Regions from separate parts of the Homo sapiens genome. Here region 2 is linked to region 1. The links are chromatin loops, found by intact Hi-C in ENCODE. Cell type or tissue: B cell. All regions are shown on one strand.

Region 1 (2,500 bases):
TTGTGTTGCATTTGCCAATAGCATGATATTCCTGATGCCTTATTTAGGTAAATCCATATAAGAGCTAAGGCAGGAACGATTTATTTTCTACTTCTTGGCTGATTCCTCTCTTCATTGAGAGTCCAGGTGGACAGTCAGGAATGATGGGCAGAGTGCTGTTCTCCTCACCTCGAGGCTGTCCTCAGCACAAGGGAGCTGTTGTACCTCCTTCCAGCCCATTTCCATTCTAGACAACAAGAAGCAGGATGCGGGAAGCAGGTGGCCTTAAAGACACAACTGGAAAGCTGTGGAAATCATTTCTGCTCCCAAGGTGGGAGCCTTCACTTAGTCACATGGTTACAGCCAGGTGAAAGAAAGTCTGGGATGCTCTTCAGCGGGTGGCCGTGTGTCCATGTGCACGCAGTAATCACAAACACACCATGTAAGAAGGGGGAGAGATACTGAGAAAACCACTTTCATGGAGGGGAGGCAGCCGGACTCCTCTCTTTAACCAGAGGGGAGGGTCTGCATCTCCCCAGCTGTAGGTAAGCGGTAGCCGAGGCAGCCCACTAGGCCAAGGCCACTCAGGAGATATGGCTGGCCCTGTGCAGCAAGTCTAGGGTCACCTGGGATGCGCCCTGTACACAGGGGCCTCTTCTCCTGTAGCCCACTAATAATTACCACAGTGCCCACAGCCGGTCCATCTAAATGTTCAGAATACTGTATTTAGAATTAGTGTTAACATTTGAATAAGGTTTCATTTTTCTGCCTAACATTGAAAGATGAACTGGATTCTTGGATGTCACATAACATTTTGGGGTCCCCTTTCTGAACCTAGAATGTAAATAGATGAGCTAGCACTTCTCTTCACGCCAGTGGGGAGCAAATGCGATTCCTAAAGTCCTGGCTTCACCAGGAGCCGAGCTCCTGAGCCTTCCAGGGGTGCCTCTGCCCTGGACAGGGCGCTGCTGCCCTCTGGTGCGCGAGCCGCCTCCCAGCGCCTGCACCTGCTCCTGGAGACGCTCACCTTCCCGGCTGTTGCCCTAATTCTGCAACGTGTCAAAGGACAAATGTCACATGTATGTCTTAGCGGGGAAACTCTACAGTTTATTTTGGATAATAAGTATGTGAAATTAATACAATCTTATACTATCTTCTTGCACCCGTGGCGTAAAATCTTCAGAAAAATATCACTGCACTATTGCTGCTGTTCATTTTTCTCCTTGTTGCTTTTAACATTCACAATAGTAGATTGGCTCTTTCCTTTTTATTTTATTTTATTTTTTTGCTATGTGAACATATACATAGCAGAATAAATATATGTATAAATCAGGAAATACAGCATCTATATATTTTTATGGCAGATAATGTAGAATGACTTTTAGGATATTAAGTTAATAAAAAGAAGATATGTAAAATGATGTAATCTCTACTCACCAAGAATTCATTATGCAAGTCCAAAATTAAGGAGAAAGGTAAATAAACATTCCAGGCAACCTCCCTTTTCCACCTTTGTGAATCACGGCACATCTGATTGTGCACTAGGATGGCAGAGGAGTGTGTGTGACCCTGGGCGAGCTGGCTTTCATGGTGGTCCTTGCTGCCTTTGGGCCCCCAGGTGTCCAGGTGGGGCAGGAGAGGTGGTGCTGCCTGGAGGCAGCCTCTCCTTAGGAAAAGCCTTCTCAGGACCCCTGTCCCTCTAGTCCTCTGCAGACCTGACTTGACACCATCTCACACGGATGCATGAGAGGCCGTGGCCAGGGGTGCCCTCTGAGAACCAGCCCCCTGGCCCTGTCCTTCAGCCTTCTGGGCCTCCTTACTTACTTTTCTCCAGGGAATGTGATAGAGACAACGTGGCTGGCGGCGGGGCTGGGGGTGCAACCAGGGGAGAGCTCGTGCTCTGAGATCTCTCCCGTTAGCTGTTTGCTCTGCTCGCCGCTCACTCTAACCAGCTACAGAGCATCTATTCTGTGGTGTGGGCAGCTGCCCACCACCCTTGCCTCCTGGGTCCATGGCTGAGCCACCTTGTGCAGCCCCTGGGGACTCTGTGGGGCATGGGACTGAGGTCTGGCTGGAGATGCCTGAACACAGGTGAAACGCATCATTTCCAGGTCTGGTGCACAAAACCACTCGCTTTCTCCTGAAGGCCGGAGGGAGCAGGCACAGGAGACCTTGGAAACAGCTGCTGGAAACAGCAGAACCTGAATACACTGACCCTCCATGTGCCTGGTGCTACTGTGTGAGCAAGAAATGAACTTCTGTTGGGTTTGAGTCAACCTACATTGAATTTTGTTTCATGATTTACTCATCCGAGGCATGGGCCATCGTTCTGAGCTGTCCCCAGGCCTGACTCTCCATGGCTCTGGCTGAGGTCCTTCCACCCGCCCTCCTTCCTCCCCACTCACGTGTGCCCATCAGCCTTGGTGGAAGCTTTGCTCAGGAGATGTGGTGTTGCAGGGGCTCTGCCATCTTCTGTGGCCAGTTCCAGGGCCCAGGGCATTGGCTCTCCCCCAACCCTTTG
Region 2 (2,500 bases), 150 kb before region 1:
TGGCTTTTGAACCAATGAATTTTTTGTATACATGCACTTAGCAACACAATAATTACATTTATAAAGGGGGCTAGGCATTGTAAAGCTAAATAAATAACAAAATCCTCAGAGAATTAGTAAAAGAAAAACACTTTCATATTGTTCTCAGCATTTATTTTAAAACACCTAATTTGAAGGTATCAATTAACATAGCCAATTAACTGATAATATTAGCTATCCGTTTTCCCTCTAAAGCAGCCTTGTTGTCTGGGATATCAGCTGAGGTTTTTTGTCTCATGGCCACAGAAATGAAGAATGCAGACACACAAAGGGTGAAGTTAGAGAAGTGTAATAGGCAAAAGGAAAAGGACAGCTCTCTCTCACAGAGAGAGGTCCCAGACGGGTTGCCGTGCTGCAGTAAAATGGAGGGTTTTTATCAACGAGCTAGTAGGGAGCGGGTATCTTATCTACATAGGGCATGAAAACCTGGTTAGGACCAGGTGTGTCATCTGTATAGAGTGGAATCTCTGGCAGCCCCTACCCCATTCTTTTATCATGCAGGCAGGCTCTTAGCTTGGGCGACTCCACACTGCCTTTCTCCTTCCACCTTGCATGTGCTAACAAGAATAGGGGGAGTTTCCATGCCTTGTCCTGGGTACCTCCTTGCAGCTGCAGGCATTTCCCCCACCCCACCATGCAAGCTTCTAGCTAACCTTAGTGTGTCCCTGTCCAAAAAAGGGGAAAGGAATGTGCTCATTAAAGCCTACTGTTTTTACTGGGACCCATTTATGTAAGTTTGGTGACTACCCAAGAAACTCTCCCTCTGTGCCGGAGATGCTTATCTACATTATACAGTCCAATCTTCCAGGCTGCTCTTTGTTAAAAGAGAAGTGATTTATTTGGACTGCCTGTGGTTAGAATGGAAGTAATTTCTGAGCTGTTTTTTGTCAGAAGAAAAGCTTTTGTCAGGGACTCTTTCACCCTATCTACCTACCTAAATTATTTCTATCTCCTGTATTGCCTCTACCCATCTTAGTTCTCTGGCTGAGGTCCTGTAAATTAGACTGGCCAAAGACAGGTTTGTAGCCACAGACAAAACCCCTCAGACACCGAGTTGTAGAAGGAAGGGCTTTATTCAGCTGGGAGCATCAGCAGACTCACGTCTCCAAAAACCGAGCTCCCCAAGTGAGCAATTCCTTTCCCTCTTAAGGGCTTACAACTCTAAGGGGGTCCACATGAGAGTGTCATGATCGATTGAGCAAGCAGTGGGTATGTGATTGGGGGCTGCATGCACTGGTAATTACAATGGAACAGAACAGGACAGGGATTTTCACCGTGTTTTTCTTTTTCTATAAAATGTCTGTAATCTATAGGTAACATAACCGATTAGGTCAGGGGTTGATCATTAACTAGCATGTCCTGCCTTTAGGCAAAGAAAGGGAAGGCAGAGTTTTTCTTTTATTTGTTTCTTCTCAATCGTCTTCAGCTCAAAATAATCCTTATGCCAAAGAAGCATATGTTAGGGTGGCATATTCTGGTGTAACATCTTTGTCTCAGCAGGCAGTGAAAAATAATTTAAAAAGCCACCTTCTCTGCCTGCTGCACACTGCCCCTTGGTGGCCATCATTTTAACTGTCTTTGGTAAAGGTAGCTTTTCTTTTTTTTGCTTTGAGACGGAGTTTCGCTCTTACTGCCCAGGCTGGAGTGCAATGGCACATCTCGGCTCACTGCAACTTCCACCTCCCCAGTTCAAGCGATTCTCCTGCCTCAGCTTCCCGAGTAGCTGCAATTACAGGCGCCTGCCACCACACCCAGCTAATTTTTGTATTTTTAGCAGACGGGGGTGTTTCACCATGTTGGCCAGGGTGGTCTTGAACTCCCGACCTCAGATGATCCACCCGCCTAGGCCTCCCAAAGTGCTGGGATTACAGGTGTGAGCCACCATGCCCAGCCCAGAATGACCTTTGCTATCTCTTGCCTTCTGCATCTCTTCATTCAATCATTTTCTCTTAGTTTAATTCTAGTCAATTAAATTAAATTCTATAAATATTGAGAGAAAGCAAAATATCATGAAAAGAACATGAGCTGAAAACCAAATAGACTTGGGTGGTTCATCTCAGCTGCTAGCTGTGTGTCTGTGGGCATACTACCTAGCTTATTGGAACACTGTCTCATCTGTAAAATGGAGTTGTTTAAAAATAACTCAACATGCTCAGATCATGGAGAAAATGAAATTAGGTTGTATATTCAAAACAACTAATAATAGTTAATATTTTTATTATGTTATGATTGGGATTTTGAATACAATCTACTATCTAGCTATACATATTCACATCTACGGAGATTTTTATCCTAATTTACAAACAGAAAACTGAGGCAGAGAGACATTAGCTAACTTCCTGTGGTTAACATAACTAGTAAGTGGATTTGAACCCATGTAATGTGGCTGTAAAGTCCATGCTTTTAACCACTACACACAACCTGGTAAATCCTTGTTGAAATAAGAAAGCAATTTCAGTAA

What was found. A loop is a pair of places that touch in the nucleus more often than their neighbours do. Peaks named below come from ENCODE experiments on the same cell type or tissue, not always from the same donor. Only the 100,000 strongest peaks of a DNase experiment are listed, where the experiment ranks them.
Region 2: it touches region 1 in a loop (7-fold over the local background); 56 of 110 quality-filtered maps call a loop at or near these places.

Annotation. Positions count from the first base shown.
Region 1 is chr6:167,141,406-167,143,905 of GRCh38, forward strand. No RefSeq gene overlaps it. Among named protein-coding and RNA genes, the nearest start is that of GPR31, 15 kb to the right of the region's middle. RefSeq lists enhancers at 1,323-2,251, 2,252-2,500. In B cell, CTCF peaks have their summits at 953 (motif pointing left) and 958 (motif pointing left); a DNase peak (open chromatin) is centred at 956; H3K27ac peaks cover 2,250 bases.
Region 2 is chr6:166,988,242-166,990,741 of GRCh38, forward strand. No RefSeq gene overlaps it. Among named protein-coding and RNA genes, the nearest start is that of MIR3939, 8.4 kb to the right of the region's middle. In B cell, CTCF peaks have their summits at 1,548 (motif pointing left) and 1,750; a DNase peak (open chromatin) is centred at 1,600.